2 separate regions of the Homo sapiens genome follow, and region 1 is linked to region 2. Evidence: read pairs that join two places in POLR2A ChIA-PET (ENCODE). Cell type or tissue: B cell. All regions are shown on one strand. Each heading gives the region's core, and the rest is flanking DNA. Links, peaks and the distances in the headings are about the cores only. Region 1 has its middle 37 kb from the start of CREB1. Region 2 overlaps CREB1 (cAMP responsive element binding protein 1).

Region 1 (12,237 bases), core at 3,216-8,215, 59 kb after region 2:
TGAGCCGAGATTGCTCCATTGCACTCCAGCCTGGGCAACAAGAGTGAAACTCCATCTCAAAAAAAAAAAAAAAAAAAAGTTGATTCTCAAAGCTCTAGGGAACTTCACTTTCCAAACAACCATTTTCCATGGACTTTTAGCCAAGAAATTTCCTCCAGCAAGACAGGTGGGGAGCCATGGGGAATGGCTTCTCTGCCCCTCTGCACGAGGGGGCGGTGTCTACCAGCCTCCTCCTCTAATTTAGGCCAGCGGTGTCCAGTCTCAGGAGGGCACTTTGACAATCACCTTCAGCCCTTGCGTGGTGATGGCTTCAATTGGGGAGGCAAATGTAGAGTCTTTCCTCTGCCTTCCTAGAAATTTCTGGACATGTTAGAGGTGAGCTAGAATGCAAAGGGTAAGAAAATAATCCTTTTTCAGGAAGAAAGGAATTTGAGAACTTCTTCTACAAAAACTATAAATAACACACGTGCCATTCATGCCTTGTGTAGTTTGTTTTATTATTAGTAAACAGTAATATCCCAGCAGTGACATCAGCTAACCAGAATATTACTTTGTGTGTGTGTGTTTGTGCACTCACGTGTGTGCAAGTGCTTGAATTTAGCTAATAGTGTGGGACAGATCCTTTTTTTGGCCTTGTTCGAGAATCTTGTAGTCCATGCACCAATCCTTATATCTCTAGTGTTATTACTGTTATTAACTCTGTCACTCCATTGTGTCCATTCACTGTCTTTTCTTCTTCTATTTGTCCTTTTTCTTTGTTTTACGTGCTATGATAGACACAATAATGACCCCCAAAAGGTGTCCATGTCCTCACAACCAGAGCCTGTAAATGTTATGTTACATGGCAAGGGGAATTAAGGTTGCAGATATACTTAAAATTGTTTATCAGCTGGCCTTAAAATAAGAAGATTATCCTGAGTCCTTAAGTGGATAAAGTAGAGGCAAAAGAGTTAGAAACAGAGAAATAGCATTGTGAGAAAGAACTGCTACTGATGAATTTGAAGATGGAACAAGGTCCCAAGCCAAGGAATGTGGCAGCTGCTAGATGCTGGAAAAGGCAGGAAAACAGATTCTCCCCTAGAAGCTCTAGGAAAGAACACAGCTCTGCTGACACCGTGGATTTAGCTCAGTGAGACCTATTTAGAACTAACCTCTAGAACTGTAAGACAACACATCTGTGTTGTTTTAAGCCACTAAGTTTGTAGTAATTTGTTATACCAGCAATAGGAAACTAATACACATGCTTATAAATTGCATTTAAGAAGTATTTTCCAGCTGGGTGCAGTGGCTCACGCCTATAATCCCAGCACTTTGGGAGGTTAAGGCGGGTGGATCACCTGAGGTCAGGAGTTCGAGACTAGCCTGGCCAACATGGTGAAACCCCGTCTCTACTAAAAATACAAAAATTAGCTGGGTGTGGTGGTGGGCACCTGTAATCCCAGCTACTTGGGAGGCTGAAGCAGGAGAATCACTTGAACCCGGGAGATGGAGGTTGCAGTGAGCTGAGATCACGCCACTGCACTCTAGCCGGGGCGACAGTGACTCTGTCTCAGAAGAAAAAAAAAAAAAAAGAAGTATTTGCCGCCAGATGTGGTGGCTGATGTCTGTAATCACAGCACTTTGGGAGGCCGAGGCTGGTGGATCACTTGAGGCCAGGAGTTCGAGACCAGCCTGGCCAACATGGGGAAACCCCCGTCTCTACTAAAAATTACGTAATAATTAGCCGGACGTGGTGGCACATGCCTGTACTCCCAGCTACTCGGGAGGCTGAGACATGAGAATCTGTTTGAACCCAGGAGGTGAAGGTTGCATTGAGCTGAGATCGTGCCACTGCACTCCAGGCTGGTCAACAGAGTGAGTCTCTATTTCAAAAAAAAAAAAAAGTATTTACTTTGTGCTTAACATTGTGCATGGGGGAAGATACAAAAGTAACGTAAATGTTGTGACACCTTCTCACAAGCTGTTGATATTTCAGAAGATGAAATAGGATTTTATTTCTGTTACATGCCATTAGCTATCATGTGATGCTCATAGTTGCCTAGGTAAATACTAATTCATCTAGTCATCTACATTTATTGATTGCCTTCTCTGTGCCAGGCATTGTGCATACAAAGATAAGCAAGATATAATGATGAACAAGATATGGTTACTTAATATAAACCAAGAAAATTCTTCATGTCCACTACCACCCAGTCAGCTTTTCCTGCAGTCTTCTCCCAATCACCCAATTCCTTAAACTCCAAATCTACAAAATAGAGCTGAGGTTTTCAACCAGTGGTGTCTGTGAGCGTCATTGCTGTGGTGGGCATTATGTGGCAGATAAAAATACAATACCTGGATCTGTCATAGTAAAATTGTGAAATGTTCAGAAAGAAATCACAATGAAAGTAGTATATATTAAAACTGTGGAAAGCAGCCAAAGTGGTATCTGAATAAATATGGAGCCACTCTCTTTTGTTGTTAATTTATTATTGTATCATATCATAATCAAACAACATGGTATCACCCATATGAAATCAAACATTTTTTAACTTGCTGAGATTTCTTTTGTGGCTTGTTTTTTTCTAAAATTTTCTCACTCTCTAAAGCAAGGTAAAGAATTATATAAGGAGCTTTTACAAAAAGATCTATAGCAGTAGTCTGCCAGAAAAAAAACTCAACAAGTTAAAAAATGTTTGATTTCATATAGGTGATATGTTGTTTGATTATGATGTAATACAATAATAAATTAACAACAAAAGAGAGTGGCTCCATATCTGTACATTTGGAGACTAACAAAGCACATCCCTATGTAATTCTCTGGATAAAGAGACAGTCAAAATAAAATTGTGAAATGTTCAGAATGAAACCACAATGAAAGTAGTATATATCAAAACTGCGGAAAGCAGCCAAAGAGGTATCCAGAAGGAAATTTGTAGGCTTGATTTTTTATTAGAAAATGAGAAAGATTCAAAATAAAGTACTCAACTCAAGATAGAAAAGGAACAACAAAAATAAATCCCAAAGAGTAAATGAATTTACAGCAGATTAAAGATAAAAGCAAAATTAATGAAGCAAAACAACCTTCATAGAATTGGTTAATAAAACCAAAAGTTTGTTTCTTGAAAAAGATGAAAAAAGCAAACAAACTTTGGTTGTGATAAACATACAGTATTAGCATTAGTGGTAGTAGCAGTAAGGAAGCATGTATATAATGCTCTGTGTCAGAGACATTCTTTACCCACCAGAGATGTGTGTGCATCCATACCTTTCCAGTCATTCTTGGTTGAGTTCGATGCTGGTGATTGAGCTACAAGAGGAGTGACACGTGCCATATCTGAACCAAACCATTTACAAGCCTGTGTGCAATCCTTCAGCTCCTGTCTTTCTCTGCAGCTATGATTTGGAAAGCCATGTGCTGAGACAGTGAAACCATTGGATGGATGCCTCCTGGTTTATTGAGTTCCCAAAGAGAGGACAGATGCTAGGGAGTGCCCAATTGCCATAGCACTCTGTGTGAGCAAGAAATTCAACTTTGTTAAGTCACTGGCTTTTTTTTTTTGTGAGATGGAGTCTTGCTTTGTCGCCCAGGCTGGAGTGCAGTGGCACGATCTCGGCTCACTGCAACATCTGCCTCCCAGGTTCAAGCGATTCTCCTGCCTCAGCCTCCTGAGGAACTGGGACTACAGGCATGTGCCACCATGGCCGGCTAATTTTTGTATTTTTAGTAGAGTTGGGGTTTCACTATGTTGCCAGGCTGGTCTCAAACTCCTGGCCTCAAGTGATCCACTTTGGGACGCCTTTGCCTCCTGAAGTGCTGAGATTATAGGCATGAGACCCCCCACTGGCCCTCACTGGCCCATGTTTTAATGTAGCATAGCCTCTCTTATCCTGATTAATTCATATTTTGTAAAATGTGTTCTTTCGAGAGTACCTCTCAGTTATTAGATAAATACCTATAACTTAACAATTTAATTTTAAAGTTAAAATGTAGGAAGAGAGTAGAAAAGGAAAGATAAGCCGAGCTCTTCAAAGTTCATTATTTTTCCTGTTTGTTGACAGGCAAACGTACTGAAGTCCCAATCAGTTACAAAGACCTAATAGGCCACATTATGCGCATCCACAAATACATATATACCTGCAAGTCTGTAGAAAAAAAAGAGTTTCCAGCCACCTCTTGTATTGTTTTCTGTTTAAAACATTTTTCTTAATTTGTTAATTCACTGTCACTTTAGAAAGATAGTAAGACGAAAGCATCAGCTCTTTCTAATCTCTTACTTCAATAAACTATCATTGTGCTTTATCACAATTCACTCATTACAGCATATTTCCATCAAAATAAGAGAATGAAAATAAAACAAAACCAATGTCTGTGCATCAAATTACCTGTAACTGAATTTGACCTGATTCTGATGCTAATTCTCATATTAAGAATGCAGTAGAGCAAGCCATTTATTAACATTTATTGAAATGCTAGTTATATGATATTCACACAGGAGTGGTTTAAAGTGTTAGTCATATTTCTAAAATTTACAAAACATTAAGCATGCAGTGGTTAAATGCATAGAGTCAGCTTGCCTGAGTTCATATCCCAACTCTATCACCTTAACAGCTAGGTGACTAGCTACGATTTAACCTACTTGAGCCTCAGTTTTCTCTTATGTAAAATTGGAATAACAATAGTAACTACCTCAAGAGGTTATGATGGGGACTACAAGTGTTACTGTATGTAAACTGCCCAATTAACATTGTTGTGGCTGTTGTTGGTGATGATGATGATGTTCAAGATTAAACAGGTTTGAGAGTGGCCCCAGAGCTGTCACTGGTGAGCAGCTTTGCCTCTAACTATCTGTGTGTCTTTGAGCAACTTACTCTCACTCATCTTCAGTTTTCTTGTGTACAAATGCAGATAATTATAATTATCTGATAGACTTCCAGAGAGATTAGAATATTACAAATAGTGGTAGTGCAGAAATGAGTATACAAAGCACTTAATAAAAACAATTATTATGAAAACTGAACATTGGAAAACTACTATTTAGTTTACCTATATAGCACAAGTATCCAAAATAATATTCTCTGTTATCATGCTCTTCCACTTCTTCCTGTGCCTTCAATATTGCTATTATTATCTCCTGAACTACAGGTCGAATTCTAATACCAAGAATTCTAATATATTACCCAATATTCTTTTGTGTTTGTGTTTTTAATGCCTAGATTTCATGAGGTTTCAATCTAGAAACTTGAAAATCTTTTTGTTGTTGTTATACAGATTTTACTTGCCCATGTTGGATTTAACTCAGCGTCTGCATGTTTGCTTTTTCTTCTTCCTCTTTTCTTCCTCCTCCCCTTGCTTCCTTCATCTCTTCCTTCTTTATAGTTAGGTATATCTCCAAACTGTGCTCCAGGAAACTCTCCATGGCATAAAGGACTAGGTCTGTTTTGTGGAAGAGCAGCTTTGAGAACGTAGCACCTTGTTTTGGCTTCCAAATGCCCATCTAAGTGATTGTCTATCTACTCTGCCACACAGAGGCTACCATTGTTCCATTATTGCTTTCATTCTCATTTTTGCCTAAACTTCACATTCTCCAAATGTACTGAATATTAATTTCAGGTTGCAATCATTTGATCATTTTAAACTCATGCTTCTTTCTTAAATGCTACTGTAAACTTATTATCTCCAGATTTTCTATTGATTACTAATTCGAAGTCCTTAAAGAGAATGCCAAACAATTAAAATTCGATGTAACCTGGCAAAAATACCACAAGAATATAAAGTTATTGCAGGGAAAGCAAACCATTTCTTCCTTGAATTCTAGGGCTATATTCATTTGTTTGTTTGGCACCAAGCTGCAGGGGAAATGGAATTATCTAGATTGTCTTCAATAAAGAGGATTCTTACTTTCTGAAAATGTTAAAGCACATAGACTGTTTTAGGACTTGAGTATATTATTCATATTTTATTTCTAAAGAAGAAAAAGTACCAATGAATATTAACAGTGATTGTGTGGAACTTATCTCTTCTCTGAAGAGAGGAGGGTAATTGTGAGGTTTGGGGAGTTTAGGAAGAGAATCACCTCTCCAGGTATGCTTGGCAAGGCTCTTGGATGAGGAAGTGTGGGAGAAGGGAGTACCATGAACTTGATAGATTTGTGGTCAACCTCCTTGACTCTTCTGTGGAGTAGGGGCACAGTTTTGCATATTCATTTTGAGGGTGGCAAGATGACATAATGGTTAAGAGAACAGGCCCTGGAGGCAGACATAGCTGACTTGAAAAGCCAGCTCTATCATTTACTGGTTGCTTGAGCTTGTATAAATAACTTAACTTCGCCACACTTTGGTTCCTTCATCTGTTAAAAAGGGACAGCCCTTTCCTCCTCCAGGGCTGTTGTGAGGACTGAGTGACAGAATGTATGGAAAGCATTTAGCACAGCTCCAGGCACATGATAAACTCAGTAAATGTTTAGTAATGTTATGGTTGTATTAACATTATTCAATAATAGTAAATAAGAATAAATAAATTTATAGAAAATATTTTATTTCCAGCCAAAAGCAAGTTGAGTGCCTATAACGTCTTGGTTTAAAATCCAACGCGATCATTTTTCTTTTGTTTCCTTTTTGAGACAGGTCTTGCTGTGTCACCCAGGCTGGAGTGCAGTGATGCAATCATACTCCATACTCGCTGCTGCTTCAAGCTCCTGGGTTCAAGGATCCTCCCATTTTAGCCTCTCAAGTAGCTAGGACTACAGGCACGTGTCACTTTTCTTAAATTTTTTTTTGTAGAGATGGGAATCTTGCTATGTTGCCCAGGCTAGTCTTGAACTTATGGCATCAAGCAATCCTCCTGCCTTGGCCTCCCAAAGTGTTGGGATTACAAATGTGAGCCACTGTGCCAATCATTTTTCATTGACAAGAAAAATCCTTTTGGTTTTGTAATTTCAAATTCTGGATCACATTTTCCCAGCCAAGGGAAATTTTTAGTAACTTATAGGTGTGGAAGCCTTATTGTAGGCAAACTTGGATTTTAATATTACACTATCATGTTTGAAAATAGAAGAGAATTTTAAGTAGTCTAATAAAAATGATTATTATTATAAAGCTTTGTGGTTAAAAGGACATGAGATTTATCAAATTGTGCAATTTAATATTGCATCGTCTATTGTTTGTCATTCATGCCTCAATAAATCTGTAAAAATGAAAGGACACGAGGCAAAGAAGGACACACATGCTTTGTGAAGTCCTGCTTGGGGTAGGACTTCGCTTCTCCTTTAAGGACAACTGCTAAAATATAGTTTGGTCAATTAATTCACATATTTTGGGTCCTGTCTCTTTGTAATATGCAACATTGGTTTGGGTTAATAACTCAAGAAAGCCTCTGAATATTTCACAGCTGACAGTCCTGATGAAAACTTAACTCATAGCAAAGTTGTTTTTTATTTATGGGCTTCTAGGGGCATCCATGGTGCTCCACAAAGCATGGGAAAGACAAGTTTATGCTCTGGGCCTTCTGTGAGTGCTTAGCATTTAGATAGCAGTGACAGTTACGAGCATGAGTGGCTTTGTGAGTTATTTGGAATGATAGCCTCCTGGTAGGAATGACAGGCAGTCCTCCCTTGGGAAAGATGATTATACTGGGTATGGTCATATGGTCACCAGTCACGGCATTGGGAGTCACTTTTTTAGAAGTAATGATAAGCATTTAAGGGACAGAAGGACTGGGGAGGGTAGCAGGGAAAAATAAAGGCATTCAAAATGAGGAAAGCAGCATGACCCAGGCACAAAGGTGCTGTATCTGGAGTGTTCATGTGACATATTTTGGGGACAGAATTCAACGAGGCTGAGTAGCAGGGTGGACCCAAAAGGTGAAGGATCTGGACAGGCAGACCTTGGCATTCCGACAAATGGAAAACAGAAGGTTTTATATTGAAGGTGTTTGAATAATGATTTTTTTTTGGAATGATTACCATACACAGGTAATTATAGAAGTTCTCCTACATTGACTCAAAGCAACCCTCTGATGTAAACACTATTTTTAGTATCACATGTTATAGATGAGGAAATGGGGCACCGTAAAGTGGCAGAGATAGGATTTGAACCCAGTCTGTTCGGTCCAAGAGCAAATACACTTAATTATTAGGCTGCCTAGTATTCCTTAACACAATAAGTGGTATTTAAGGATGGGTAAATCTGGTGGTGATTCACAGGGTTGATGAGAAGGGAAAAAGTGTGGGGTTGGGAAATCCAGTTAGGAGGCTGTAGCAATAATTATAGGCATTCCAGAAACCATTCGTATCTTTGCTTCCTGCAAATGGAATGGATTTCATCCATTCCCACTATACCTATGCTAAATCCAGTCTCCACCATCTTCTAATTCTTCCCTTGCCCCTCTCCACTCCCTTCACAATGTGCAGTAAGAGGGCATTTGTAGAGAACAAACCTGATTATGTTGCCCCCTTGATTAAACCCTTCGTGTAAGATCCATACTCTTGGGTTACAAGATTTTTCATGAGCTGGTTCTTGCTTTTCTCTCCAGCCCCATGACTAGGCATCAGTGTCCTTGAGACAGAGTCTCACTCTGTTGCTCAGGCTGGAGTGCTCGGCTCACTGCAACCTGCGCCTCCTGAGGTTCAAGCGATTTTCGTGCCTCAACCTCCTGAGTAGCTGGGACTGCAGGTATGCGGCACCATGCCTGGCTAATTTTTGTATTTTTAGTAGAGACGGGGTTTCGCTGTGTTGCCCAGGCTGGTCTTGAACTCCTGGCCTCAAGTGATCTGCCCTTCTTGGCCTCCCAAAGTGCTGGGATTACAAGTGTGAGCCACCATGCCCAGCCTTAGGCACCTGTGTCCTTTCATGCCACTCTGCTGACCAATGATTTTTCTCCTGGCTGCATGTTAGAATACCAGATAGATGCCCAGGTCCCATCTCTGATGTCAGAACTTGGGGACAGGGACGGGGGCAGAGGAAGCTTTGGTAAAGAATCTCCCCAGCAGTTCCTAATAAGCAGCCAGGGATAGCCAATGCTTAATAGACAGGCTGAACCCCATGTTCTGGAGGGAGCTGCTCTCTTCCCTCTCTGGGTCTATACTGTTCTTTCTGCCTAGAGCACATTTTCCCTCATCCTGTTTCACCTGGTTGACTCCTAGGCAGTCTTCGGATCTTATTTATCACTACCTCCCTAGTGCCTAGAAGAGTGCACATGGTAGACTTTCAATAAATATCAGCCAGGATTAGTTAAATGACTGAATAATGCCCCCCCGCAACCCAGGATGTCCACATCCTAATCCCCAGAACCAGTGAATGTGTTACCTAACATGGCAAAAAGGACTTTGCAAATGTGTTCAAGTTAAGGATCTTGAGATGAGCAAATAGCTTGGATTGTCCAGGTGGGACCCATGTAATCACAAGGGTTCTTATCAGAGGGAGGCATTGCACTGGAGGGAGGGAGGAGATTTAAGGCCAGACACAGATATCAGGGAGGGAATGCTGGCCGGGTGCCGTGGCTCATGTCTGTAAGCCCAGCACTTTGGGAGGCTGAGGCAGGAGGATCACTGCAGTCCAGGAGTTCAAGACCAGCCTGGGCAACATGGCGAAACCCCATCTCCACAAAAAAAAAAAATACAAAAAGTACCAGTAGTGGCGCCTGTAGTCCCAGCCTCTCGGGAGGCTGAGATGGGAGTGTTGCTTGAGCCTGGGGGTTGGAGGTTGCAGTGAGTCAAGATTGTGCCACTGCATTCTGGCCTAAGTGACAGAGTGAGACCCTGTCTCAAAAACAAAAAAACAAAGTGAGAGAGGCAATGCTATGCTACTGGCTTTGAAGCTAGAGGAAGGAGTCATGAACCAAAAGAATGTAGGTAATCTCTAGAAACCAGAAAAGCAAGGACACAGATTGTCCTCTAGAGTTTCCAGAGAAAGCACGGCCCTGCCAACAACCTTGATTTTGGCCCAGTGAAGTCCACTTCAGACTTCTGACCTCCAGAGCTGTCAGATAATAAATCTGTAACAATAAATGTTGTTTTAAATAACTAAGTTTCTGTAGGCCATTGAAAACCACCTATGAAAAAATGTAATAAATAACTAAGTTTCTGGTAATTTGCTACAGCACCGATAGGAAACGAATACATGTGCCATATCTGAGAAGCTTTTCTTCATCACCTTTTCCCCCAGGGGCAAGTTAAGGGCCTCTCCTGCTCACTCCCTTACACTCTGATGTTTCTTTTCTGTGCCTCAGTTTTTCCACGTGTAAGACAAGTACTTACTTCACTGGATTCAGATGAGGATTAAATGAGTTAATATCCACGAAGTATTTAAAATAGTCACTTTCCCATAGTAAGTGCCCAATAAATGTTATTGTTATTATTACCCCATCACTGCCCACTTATCACACCATTGTATTTGCCGAATGAAGTAAGTGAGTGGGAATAGAGATTGAGGAGTATGATTAATATTTCCGCCCGTCTCGTGGGCCTGATCCCGGAAGAAAGGGATCTACCTTTCCAGGGCCTCAGCAATCGTTCCTTCTAGAACCTGACTACCAAATATGTTTTCCCCCTTTGTTTTGCCCTTTTGGAGGGTCTGTTTCCTGGGTTTCCTCTTGCACATCCCCCTTGGCTCCCTGCTCTATTGCCTGGAAGCCTGGGACCTCGCCACACTTACTGGCGGCTGCAGCTCCAGGAACCCAGCGTCCAAACCTTGAGTCCCTCTGCTGCTTTCAGAAGGGAATGTAGATCATTTCAAGAAAAAAGGAGAGGGATGAGTCAAAGAAGCGTAGATGGCTTCAAGCTGGCTGACTCAGAGAATGACTAAGAGAAGAAAACTGGAGAGGATGGGAGGACAGTAGCTGGAATGGCTTCCCTTGCTGGCTGTGTGTCCCCGGCACTCTATCCAGCTGCCCCAAGCCTCAGCTTACTGTCCTTCAAGTGCAGCTGATCACAGCACCTGCTTACAAGAGTATCATAAGGGTTAAAGGAAAAGTGACCCTTGAGCACTTAGCACAATGCCCCATCTGCACACAGCACCCTCTAAGTGTCAGCTGGCATTCATTTGAGTAGGAATGATGAGAAAAGGGTATGACCTGTAACAGCAATTTTCCAACTTTTTGGCCTCATAAGGTCTCCTTTATACTCTTAAAATATTATTGAGGACCCCAAAGAGCTCTTGCTTATATGTATATCTAGTAATATTTACCACATAAGAAATTAAAACTGAAACATTAAAAGTATTTATTCTTATAAGAACAATAATAGACCCATTATAGTTAACATGATTTAAAAATAAAACATAGTTAATTCTTCCAAAACAAAAATAATTCTGGTGGCATTGCTTTACATTTTTGCAAATCTCCTCAGTGTCTGGCTTAATAAAAAGATAGCTGGATCCTCATATCTGCATCTCTACTCAGTCTGTTGCAGTATCACATGTCACAAGTCAGATAGCCTCTGGAATACTCCACCGTACACTTGTAAAAGAATGAGAGTTAAAAAGGCAAATGACATCTTGGTATTATTATGAAATAGTTTTGACCTCAGTGACTACCTGTATAGATCTCAGAGGTCCCCAGAACACATTTTGAGAACCACTGACCTATAAGATCTTTTTGCAAAAATGTTTTTGCCGGGCGTGGTGGCTCACGCCTGTAATCCCAGCACTTTGGGAGACCGAGGTGGGCGGATCACAAGGTCAGGAGATCGAGACTATCCTGGCTAACACGGTGAAACCCTATCTCTACTAAAAATACAAAAAATTAGCCGGGCGTGGTGGCGGGCGCCTATAGTCCCAGCTACTCTGGAGGCTGAGGCAGGAGAATGGCGTGAACCCGGGAGGCGGAGCTTGCAGTGAGCCGAGATCGCGCCTCTGCACTCCAGCCTGGGTGACAGAGCAAGACTCCGTCTCAAAAAAAAAAAAAAAAAAAAAAAAAAAGAAAATGTTTTCAATCTGTGTATATAGACCATGATAAAAATGAGATTAAATATTACCTCCATCACATGGGCAAAAATGGAAAAGTTTGACAAAGATGTGAAAAGTGTTTCTGAGATGATGAAACACTGGAGCTCTCAACCTCTGTTAGTAGGAGTATAAATGGTATAAATTGGTTTGATTATTAATTGTTACTAAATTTCTCTTTAGAGTTAAAAATGCTCATATTCTATCATCCACTTATTCTGTTCCTTAGGAGAATTAAGAAACAAATTATGATATAGTTACGTAATTGATGACCACAATTGAAGACTATAATGAGTGGTAATAGTAATAGAATACCAA
Region 2 (12,237 bases), core at 4,935-9,934:
CTATACCCCTATCCTTTTCAGCTCTTCCCAAGTGACAAAAAATTAAAAACTATTCCCATGTTATACCAAATATGTAATACAGACTCTCTGAACATGAGATATCACTTTATTTGTATGGCACTTTACATTTTCCCACCTGCTTTCATTTCCAATTTCTGATTTTGCTATTTGAAGAAACTGAAGACTGGGTGATAAGGATCTCCATTTTTAAAAACACAAATAACTGCTCAATGAGATTAAGTGTTCACCCAAGGTCAACAGATATACTATCCTTGAAGAAACATAAAATTCTAAAGAATATCATGTTAAATAAGTCACGTTCTAAAATCTAACTGCTCTCAAGCATAAGCAAACCTGACCTACTAAGTCTAGAACTAAGGCAGTTTTAATGAGTCAATACCCAGGTTAAAAGGGTCCTTAAATCATACATGTCTATCAGATGTTATTTATTGCTCCTATGCTTGAACACATTCAAGGATAGGAATTTTATTTGCTAAATCAGGAAACAGTTATTGGGGACCTATGTTCCAGGAATAATGTTAGAACTGAAACTACAAAAGTGAGAAAGATAGGGGTCTCTGACCTCAAATAAATTATTGGGGGTATGTATGCGAAGGAATGGGGAAAAGAGACACAATACAATTCAGTTTAGTAATGAGGTTTGCTAAAAGAAAAATGGACACACTGAGAATTACTCTACCCAACCTAAGAGAAGGGGAGGCTATCAGGGAAGAATGTGAATTTAAAACAAAAGAAAAAAGTTAGACTTGTTATTATTACTTACAGGGAAGAGTCACAGAATTTCAAGCACAGAGTGGAGTAGTGGCAAAAGCAAAGAGAAACAGCACACATGGCAGAGTGGGATAACCAGCAGCTCAGCACCAATGGTGCACATAAGTGTGTTACTGTATGATGTATGAAGTAGGGAGAGAGAAAACAACAGAGGCAGGTGGGGCTAGATGTGCTAGTCACAAAAAGCCTGTATTATGTCACCTCAGAGAAACTGCATTTTATCCTGAGGGTATTGCAGAAGCCACTGAAGGGCTTTTGAACTCCTGAATACCATGGTGATGTTTGCTTTTAGATAGATCACTTTAGGCCGGGCAATGTGGCTCACGCCTGTAATCCCAGCACTTTGGGAGGCCGAGGCGGGTGGATCATCTGAGGTCTAGAGTTCGAGACCAGCCTGGCCAACATGGTGAAACCCCATCTCTACTAAAAATACAAAAAATTAGCCAGGTATGGTGGCAGGTGCCTGTAATCCCAGCTACTTGGGAGGCTGAAGCAGAACTGCTTAAACCCAGGGGGCAGAGGTTGCAGTGAGCCGAGATCGCGCCATTGCACTCCAGCCTGGGCAATAAGAACAAAACTCCATCTCAAAAAAAAAAAAAAAAAATCACTTTAGTGGCAGTGTGAAAGATATATATTTCAGGGGGAAAACTGGTGGTGGGGAGACCAACGAAGAAAGCCCATGAAGTAGTTAAGGAAAGATGATGAAGGCCAAAAAGAGGGCAGTTAGTAGTAGTAGAGATGGGAACGAGGGAAGTGATTTTATGAAAATTTGGAAGCAGTCCAGAAAGGGCTTTATGAATAGTTAAAAGAGGTGAGAGAGGAACTGCAGATGACCCAATGTTTCATGTCTGAAAGAGAATTGGCAGACTGTCCTTAATTGAAAAAGAGAATGCAAGAAGTAAGGATAGGCTTTTGGGTGACTGGGGTTGTAATGGAAGATGATGAAACTACTCTGACATCTGAATTTGTAGAGATGTTTATTTTAGCAGGCAGCGAAATATGTGACTGTGAAGCCTGGGGGGAAGATCCCTATAAAGACAGTGTCTTTGGCATATAGGGTAAAACCAGAAGCTTCCATCTCTGGATAGTAATAAAGTCCTTACTTATTAATCACTTTCTCTCTGGCCACTATAAATCTTGCTTAGTTTTATTTGATTCTCAAAATGTGGTCCATGGAATAGCTTCATTAGAGTCACACAGGATACTCTGTAAAGTCAACTCTAACAGGAACCCAATCATACTTTCCCGTACACTGAAGTTTGAGAACCATAACCTTATTCAGAGTATCTCATCTCAATTCCATATAAATGCTCTTGTAATATTTGAAGCAATTACTATGTTCTCTTTCCTGAGTCTTCTCTAGGGAAAATATACCTAGCTAACTCAATGAATAATCCCTTTTCTACACTAATAATTTTATATAATGGCTCCTCTCATTATAAATTTATAAAATACAGATATAAAAAATAAAATAAAAACCCTTTATATTCCTATCACCCATAGCTAATCACTTTTAATATTTTTGTTGTACATCTTCTAGATGTTAAGGCACATGTACATTCAATTTTTATTTGTATTTATTTACTTTTTGAGATGGAGTCTCGCTCTGTCACCCAGGCTGGAGTGCAGTGGTGCGGTCTCGGGTTCATGACATTCTCCTGCCTCAGCCTCCCGAGTAGCTGGGACTACAGGAGCCCATAACCACACCCAGCTAATTTTTTTGTATTTTTAGTAGAGACGGGCTTCACTGTGTTAGCCAGGATGGTCTCAATCTCCTAACCTCGTGATCCGCCTGCCTCGGCCTCCCAAAGTGTGGGGATTATAGGTGTGAGCCATCACACCCGGCCCATACATTCAATTTTTATAACATGCTATCTTTACTCAGCCAACCTTTCTTTCTCATAAAACCACTGAAAAACATGCTTTACCATATCAAAAACACAAACTGTGAGAAAATGGAAGTAGGGAGAAAGGAATTCCCAGGATGACACAATACAGCCTACTCTGGGGACAACCAGACTGGACAAAATAGTGTGACTCCAGAGATAAGATGTGTTAAGGGCTATCATCATAAAGAAGCCTGCTGGCATTGCATCTTCTTTTTTTTTTTGAGAGGGAATCTTGTTCTGTCACCCCGGCTGGAATGCAGTGGCGCAATCTCAGTTCACTGCAACCTCTGCCTCCCGGACTTAAGCAATTCTCCTCCCTCAGCCTTCTAAGGTCGCTGGATTTACAGGTGTGTGCTACCACGCCTGGTTAATTTTTGTATTTTTAGTAGAGATGGGGTTTCACCATGTTGGCCAGGCTCGTCTTGAACTCCTGACCTCAAGTGATTCGCTCGCCTCAGCCTCCTAAAGTGTTTGGATTATAGGCGTGAGCCACAGCGCCCGGCCTAGCATTGTGTCTTCCTCTTTCTAAAGGGCAAAATATACAGATGAGCCCAGATTCTTATCTGTTGACCCTATATTGATGGAAGTCCTGGCTCTCTCCCCTTCAATCCTGCAGCCTGCCTCGTATGAGTACATTAGATGTATTTGGCTTTGTCTTATTCCTGAAGGCTGGAGGTAAACCCTGGTGGTCTTAGGAGAAAACACAGAACAGCTCACTCCTTCTGACTATATTCTTGCTGGAAATCCAGTATCTGGCTCACACTACCTCAGCCAGACACCCAAGTGTGGTGAGTCCTCTATTTCCCATGATTCATTCTTGCTAGGTGACTTCTCTAGGAACTTTTAAACTCTTGGAGAAACTGAAGCTACATATATCAGAGCTTCTGCTAGGATTATATTCTCCTGGGAACCTTCATCTGAAAGAGACGGTATCACACTATTACCTAGCAGGTCTGTATCTGCTATTTGTTTTTTAAGTTAACCACCTTTCTCATTCCTATCTATGTAAACAGCTGTTAATAAAATAGTTGAGGAGAATGCATGCAAACAAAAACATAAGAATGAGAGAAAATATTCTTAAAGATAGGATGTTAAAGAGAAAGATGAAATGAAAGAATCAGAAATTATATTTAAAATATACAGGAAACAAAAACTGCTATCATCCTTAAAATTTCCTTACATGTCAATTTATTTGCTTATCCTAATTTTTAGTTTAGTTATATAAACTTAGGCTTTCATATTATCTGCATTCCCACTGTTAAAAAATAAATCTGTGTCATATTAAAAAAATAAAAAAAGCAGTTGTCATACATAGCCAAGGTTTTCTTCCCTTATCTGAGAGCACCATTTACCCATAAGTTTAAAATGTAATTATTTCTGGATCATTTCACTAAAAATACTGTATTATTGTTTAATAATACATTTTACTGTTATTGAATTAATACTATCATTTCTAAATATACTCTAATACTAAGTAAATAGGAATTTTGATATTGTAAGAGTATCTCTGCTCATTCTATGTATATCTATGTAATAACAACTAAATTCTCTTGGAAACGTATTCCTCTAGGAAGAGACACAAACTGGAATCTCTCCATGTATTTTATACCTGGGCTAATGTGGCAATCTGTGGCTGGGCTTGAACTGTCATTTGTTGGTTTTCAGCTTCTGTTACAGCTGCATCTCCACTCTGCTGGTTCTCGGCTCCAGATTCCATGGTCATTTAGTTACCTATAATAATATGGAAGAGTGTTACAAGCACCACAGTGCTTTGTGCTTTCGTGACTTTAAAGGCAAATTTCAAGTTATAAATAGGTATATATGTGGTGGTTAGGTTACCAAATGAACTCAGAAATCTAGCTAAAATATAATGTAGCTGAATTACCATCAAACTTATTCAAATTTGCTGAGCTATAAAAGTTCTAGTCCCTTCAAAGAAGAAAAAAACATTTCTTCTCCCTTGGCTGTTTCTTCCCAATGGGATATTACCTTGTCTAGAAATAAAAGATTCTTCTCTTACATAAATCTCCCCTACTAACAAGGAGAGGTGCAGTGGTAGCAAAATTATAATTTTTCAAAACTATACTAATCAGGTACAGAGAGATGGCAGAAGAGTGGAAGTGAGCTAATGATGACAGAGTTTATTAGATATTGGCTTCATAATACCTCCTATAAGGGTATTTCCCCCCATAAGAAGGAAGAAACAGCAATTGTAAGCTACTTCTAAAAGTGATTACTAGTGGTAGGACAAAATCAGCCCGTTTCAAGCCCAAAATTTTTTAGAGATGAGGTCTTGCTCTGTTGCCCAGACTGGAGTGCAGTAGCATGTTCTCACAGTTCATCTCAATCTCAACCTCAAACTCCTGGGCTCAAGTGATCCTCCCGCCTCAGCCTCTGGAGTAGCTGAGAATACACGTGCATTGCACCATACCAGGTAATTTCAAGAGCCCAAGTTGTGGAATTTCAAGGTAGAAAGGTGGAATAAATGGCCACAGAGCCAAATTAGAGGTGCCAAACACTGAAAAAGCATTCTGATACCTCACCCCATGTATAGCATGCAACACTATACTGTACACATACATCCACACACAGAGAAATCTTTTATTTATATATTTTAATTGTAAAATTCTGGGTAAGACAAAAATTGATCTTACATTTGGACTCTGCTTTGCTAAGCACTTAGTATATTTGTAGGGTAATGTAACACTGGATGGCAGCAAAAGTGGAGTGGAGAGCAATTCCTACCAGCAGTAGCTACTGTAAATCAAGGTTAGAGAAATCTCTGGTAACTGGGGAAGCAATCCTGTCTAAAGGATTCAGGAAAATAGGCAATGTTTCTAGTGCCTATTATAATTCAGTGCCTCACATATTATGTGTCAAAACAAATTTGTTAATAGTGAGGGACTACCTTTAGTGATTCCACAAACAACACAAAAAGCCCATGACTTTTCCAGAATATATTTCATTTATTTTATAACTCTGAAATTGGTCATCAAAACTGTCACTGATCCTTGTGATCATTACACTCCATCACAATGTATTACATACTAATACATCTTGCTATCACTCATAAGGTTCTATAAAAAGAAAGTGTTTTACAAGTGACAGTTCAAAAAATGGAAATGAAAATAACTCTGTAGAAATGAATATAGTTTGGAAATACCAAAATCCACAAAACACAGATGACAAGGAAAAAGATCAACAGACTTGACTACATTATTTAAAATATTCATAAAGCCACAAGTGCACTGACCATATAATCGATAGTAATATCCAGAGATGTAGCTCAACAGTATTCACTGTAAAATTTTTTAAATCATAGCAAAAAAACCCCTGAAAACAATTATCCATCATTAAGAGAACCATTACAAAATTGTAACCATGAAAAAAAATTAATATATTGACACATTGTAAAATAGAGCCCCATTTATTTTTTTAAAAAAGTAAAACAAATTGTTGTAAAGGTTTATGCATGCAAAAGGTGTGCAAGATTAAACACTAAACTATAAGCAGTAGCTCTGAACAGAGAAACAGAATTTTGTAGAACTGTACAGAATGACTTTCACCTTTAACTCTTCACATATTTCAGTATTTTAATATTGACTTAAGTATCTTTCTTCCCATGAGAATGGATTCAGGATTACTTGGATAATTAAAACAAATTTTAATATCAGAAGACATATATAACACTTTAATAAGCCAAAACTATACTTTAATCATGATTTTGAGATGCATACAAAGTTTTTTAAACACCAGATACTTTTTTATATGAAATTACCATTTTTGTTTACATTTTGCCTATTCACCCTGTATTTCTAAATTATAAGAAAACTTAAAAATTATCAAATAACTCTGGTTATTATCAAATAATCAAATTATCAAATAATAACTGATTAATTCACTGAGTTATATTTTGCAAACTGTGGTCTTTTAAACTCAAAATAAGAAAGACATCAAATGTAACAAACAACAACAACAAAAGTTTACCTGGGCCCGGCGCGATGGCTCACGCCTGTAATCCCAGCACTTTAGGAGGCCAAAGCGGGTGGATCGCCTGAGGTCAGGAGTTCAAGACCAGCCTGGTCAACATGGTGAAACCTCATCTCTACTAAAAACATAAAAACTAGCCGGGTGTGGCAGTGGGCACCTGTAATCCCAGATACTCGGGAGGCTGAGGCAGGAGAATTGCTTGAACCCAGGAGACAGAAGTTGCAGTGAGCCAACATGGTGCCACTGCACTCCAGCCTCGGTGTCAGAGTGACACTCCATCTCAAAAAAAAAAAAAAAAAAAAAAAAGTCTACCTGTAAGTTATCCGTAATTTTCATCTTGAAGAAAATGGCATATAAAAACAAAAAACTAGTTTCAATAACAATAAAATAAAATAAACAAATGAATACACTCAATGACAGTAATGAGTCAAAGTATTAAGAGCAGACATTCACAGCCGGGCGCGGTGGCTCATGCCTGTAATCCCAGCACTTGGGGAGGCCGAGGCGGGTGGATCACCTGAGATCAGGAGTTCGAGATCAGCTTGGCCAACACGGTGAAACCCGGTCTCTACTAAAAATACAAAAAATTAGCTGGGCGTGGTGGCAGGTGCCTGTAATCCCAGCTACTTGGGATATTTGGGAGGCTGAGGCAGGAGAATTGCTTGAACCCGGGAGGCGGAGGTTGTAGTAAGCCGAGATCGCGCCACTGCACTGCAGCCTGGGTGACAGAGCAAGACTGTCTTACCAAAAAAAAAAAAAAAAGACATTCACAATTTTTTCTTCATTTTCTCCCCCTGTAAACCATCATTTTATCTAGAATAAAGATAAATACAAATGTATCATACCTCCTTTGTAGACAGGGTATACACAACCATTTTTGAAAGACTTTATTCCAAGCCACATTTTTAAAGCTATGCTGTCATCTGGTATGCGTAGTTTTACCCTACCATTTGATTAAACACAATCTAATGCACAGATTGACCATTTCTTTCATTTTTATTTACAACACATTGAGACTACTTAATCTTTTTTGACATTTAAGGTATAGAACACCATTACAACTTTTTGTTTTAGAAAATATTACTCCATTACAATAAAGGAACAAAGCCATTAGTGAATCCAAGTAAATTTTAGTTACAAAGACATACTCAAAATGTTTTTCATCCTCTTCCCTCCACAACTCGATATTTCTTTTTAAAACAAAGTGTGTATAGGAGCCCCATTTAAACAACTGGTGTTTTATTATCATTTCATTCAAGCAGCCTACCAATCCTTTTTAGGGTAGAGGATAGCCTTCTTAATTTTTTTTTTTTTTTTTTTTTTTTTGAGACGGAGTTTCGCTCTTGTTGCCCAGGCTGGAGTGCAATGGCTCGATCTCGGCTCACTGCAACCTCCGCCTCCCAGGTTCAAGCAATCCTCTTGCCTCAGCCTCCTGAGTAGCTGGGACTACAGGCACCCGCCACCATGCCAGCTAATTTTTTATATTTTTAGTAGAGATGGGGCTTCACTGTGTCAGCCAGGATGGTCTCGATCTCCTGACCTCCTGATCCGCCCACCTCAGCCTCCCAAAGTGCTGGGATTGCAGGTGTTGAGTCACTGTGCCCAGCCGAAAAATGTCTTCTAAGTTTAAATCCTCTGATCCTAGGAGCTGAGACCATAATTACATGGCCACGTAATAAAATAACATTTATGGTAAAGGAAGTATTTCCTTTTACTATATACTAATACATATAACAAAGAACGACCCATTGAGTAAGAGGTCACCTAGCCTCTTGATCCTAGGCAAATAGAGATATTCCCATCCATCTGTATAACCATGAGACTGTAATACAACCTGAGATTATTAGCATTTTTTAAAAAAACTACAAGTCATACTATTACCCAATGAAGGCTCTTAGTGGAGATTGTCTTTTATCTATTATGTTGCTCTGGTCATAACTGTCGTTAGAGTTATTAAACAGTTAATTAACAGTCCCTTTGCTTAACTTGTAAAGTTTTTCCTTTCCATCCTAGCCTCACGAAATTTATCTGATTAGATTTCCCAATAGTAAAGGGCTGTAACACTTTCACACCCCTTTCCACAGTAAAAACAGTAGTAATTAAAAAGTTTAAAATGTAGTTTAGGTAAACATCTCAGCAAAGTGTCAAATGAGTGCTTCCTCAGCATTTAAAAGAAGAGACTATGTTCAGCAATAGTCAGGAGAATGAGAGAATTCCAAAGAGGCATTAATGATGAATACAGTATTGATAAGTTTTGGAAGAACTTTTTCTATAAGAAAAATGGTATCAGCAAAGGGTTGAACTATAGCCCTGTATGGAAATGAGCAAGTAGTGGCTGATAAGAGACTTTGCATAGAAAACAAGGAAAAAAGGTAAACGATAATAGCCACTCAGAATAAAGCAATGAACAGAATAAAAATTTTAAAAACTCTGCTTGTATGTAGCTTACATTCTAGTAAACAAGTAAAACACGTAAGTCAGATGATGGGAAGCGTGTAGAAAAATAAAGCTGGGAAGAAGGTTGGAGGTTCTCAGTACAAGGCTGACCATCTAACTCTTACTAATAAAGTAGCATTTAAATTCATCTACTCAAGACCTGCACAGAACTATACTGAATCAGGGACAAATTCTGGCACCACTGTTTCCTTACCTGACTACCTATAGCAAGTTAACAAAAATCTTCATCAAATTACAAATTAAAGCTCATAATAGAAAGCAAGCGCATATTACCACTTTTTCTTTCAATCATTAGGCAAAAGGAAAGAATACATACTTTCGCCTTAAAATATTTTGACCTTTAGGAAGTGTCCCAGTCCTTATAATCGTCAACATTCTAGTTCAAGTTTATGAAAAATAAACCCATCTTCCCCACAACCTAGTAAACTTTTAAAACTCCTAAATCTAGGGCAATTTTGATCCCATCTAGGATCAGAGATAATATTCAAAGAAATGAGTTGTGAATTTTGACTCTAAAGAAATAATACATTCATAACTAATGGAACACATGCTATGGTTTAAAAAAAAAAAAAAAAAAAGAATGACCTCAACTAGAAATGAGAAAAACACATTTCCCTGCACACTAACAAGTGGGCAACTCCTCCTGAATTCTCAGCAATCAAAAATTCCAGGGATTTAAGGAAATCACATGGCAGAACTCCAAAGTCTCCAGGGTAACCACAGCAAAACACATATTTGGGCACATGATTTTCAAACTAAATGACTATTTTGTTGTCACAGTCAGATATGTTAACTAAAAATACTCTGCATAAATATATCTATAAGTACCTACATGTGATACATAATTATGTCTACACAGTTATGTTGTGCCTGTATTTAGTTTTTAGGGTAACTGTTTGAAAGCCTTGCTAATACATTCTTTTCTCTCTTTTTTTTTTTTTTGAGATGGAGTCTCGCTCTTTCGCCCAGGCTGGAGTGTGGTGGCACAATCTCAGCTCACTGCAACCCCCGCCCCTTGGGTTCAAGCAGTTCTCCTGCCTCAGCCTCCCGAGTAGCTGGGACTACAGGTGTGTGCCAATTTTTTTGTATTTTTAGTAGAGATGGGGTTTCACCATGTTAGCCAGGATGGTCTCGATCTCCTGACCTTGTGATCTGCCCACCTCGGCTCCCAAAGTGTTGGGACTACAGGTGTGAGCTCGTCTAATTTTTTTGTGTTTCATCGTGTTAGCCAGGACGGTCTCGATTTCCTGACCTTGTGATCTGCCTGCTTTGGGCTCCTAAAGTGTTGGGACTACAGGCGTGAGCCACTGCACCCCAGCCAAAGCCTTGCTGATACATTCTTACATCCTTCAAATGTCTTAATTTTCTAAAGTGTTATAATGTTCAGGTGCTACACGATAGATTTTAGCTTTCCAAGAATCAATAACTAGGGTGCACTGTCTACTGTTTTCCCCTACTTTTTTTCCTGCACCTTTTTTTTTTAAGCGGGGGAGGGTTAACCTTAAAATACTTGTCATTTATCTTTACCATATGTCCAACCTGGCAGAACTGAGCTGTTATCTAATCAATACTGGAAACTTAGCAATGCTCCAGGTTTCTGATGCTAATAATAGTCTATTGGTGTTAAATATAGCACACTTTCATTGAAACCAGACAGGCAAAAAAGCATATTCAAATGTCATATGCATATACATGTATGTATATATGTACACACACTCCTCAACATAGATCAACCTCAACTGAATAAACTTTAGATTAGACTGATCACACTGTAACAAAGGTTATAAATATTTTAAGGGAACAAGTCAGAGCAGACAATGTGATAAATGAAAATAAATTGGTATCTTTATCAAGCTGAGTTTTCCCTGTGCTCCTACCAAGGTCTTTCTGCTTTTAACAGAGAACAAATCCTTATTTCAGCCTCCAATCTAGATATTACAAAGCAAGAAAAGTTATACATGAAGTTAACTCTGTGATCTGAATTTGATAAGATTTAAATTACTTATATGACAAAAATAAAAGCAAGCTTGAAAATTTGTTTACTTTTATAAACTGTATTAATAGTAAATACCAAAATAACCCAACCACCACCATAGTCATCAAAAACAGGGCAATAAATAGCAAAAAGGAATCTTTTTGGGGGGGAGCGGGGGAGGCAGGCGGGGACAGAGTTTTGCTCATTGCCCAGGCTGGAGTGCAATGGAGTGATCTCGGCTCACTGCAACATCTGCCTCCCCGGTTCAAGTGATTCTCCTGCCTCAGCCTCTCAAGTAGCTGGGATTACAGATGTGCACCACCACACCTGGCTAATTTTTGTATTTTTAGTAGAGACAGGGTTTCACCATGTTGGCCACGCTGGTCTCAAACTCCTGACCTTAGGTGATCTACCCGCATCAGCCTCCCAAAGTGCTGGGATTACAGGTGTGAGCCACCGGGCCTGGCCCCAGGAATCTTTTCAATATTATTTAAGAAAACAAATTCCCTGATTTATTTATTGGATTTAGCTCAGAGAAACTGTTTAAGTTCAATATTTTGTATTTTATCATTGCAGTTTTGTAATTACCAGGGTATTTGAATGCCATCCTTGATAAATAAATTTGTTTTTAAAAAATGTAGCATATTCTATGACAAAGATATTGTTCTTGAAGGAAGTATTTAACAGAAGTGTGTTAGAAATAATGCCAGCCAGATGCAGTGGCTCACACCTGTAATCCCTGCGCTTTGGGAGGCCTAGGCGGGCAGATTACTTGAGGCAGTTTGCGATCTGCCTGGCCAACATTGTGAAACCCCGTCTCTACTAAAAATACAAAAATTAGCTGGGCGTGGTGGTGTGCACCTGTAATCCCAGCTACTCAGGAGGCTGAAGCACAAGAATGCTGTACCCGGGAGGTGGGGGTTGTAGTGAGTCGAGATTGCACCACTGCACTCCTTCCTGGGTGACACGGTGAATGAGACTCCATCTCAATTTAAAAAAAAAAAAATCATCTGATATATAGAAACATATTGCATGGTTTGACAGCCATCTCAGAATATGTGACTAACTCTATAGCGCCTTTCAACAAGAAAGCTGTAGTGCTTTCTTAAAGTTTTTTGTTTGTTTGTTTGAAAT

The links. ChIA-PET counts read pairs that join two places held together with the same protein. Peaks named below come from ENCODE experiments on the same cell type or tissue, not always from the same donor. Only the 100,000 strongest peaks of a DNase experiment are listed, where the experiment ranks them.
Region 1: POLR2A ChIA-PET joins it to region 2 with 7 read pairs; 6 of 35 experiments call an interaction of 5 or more read pairs at or near these places.

Annotation. Positions count from the first base shown.
Region 1 is chr2:207,486,605-207,498,841 of GRCh38, reverse strand. No RefSeq gene overlaps it. Among named protein-coding and RNA genes, the nearest start is that of CREB1, 37 kb to the left of the region's middle. In B cell, for the core only: no CTCF peak of the experiment used is centred there; no DNase peak of the experiment used is centred there; H3K27ac peaks cover 1,075 bases.
Region 2 is chr2:207,547,803-207,560,039 of GRCh38, reverse strand. It overlaps CREB1 (cAMP responsive element binding protein 1), which reads right to left. Exons shown (of 8, transcript NM_004379.5): 2 at 4,291-4,412. The coding sequence starts at 4,404. Among named protein-coding and RNA genes, the nearest start is that of CREB1, 24 kb to the right of the region's middle. In B cell, for the core only: no CTCF peak of the experiment used is centred there; no DNase peak of the experiment used is centred there; H3K27ac peaks cover 2,559 bases.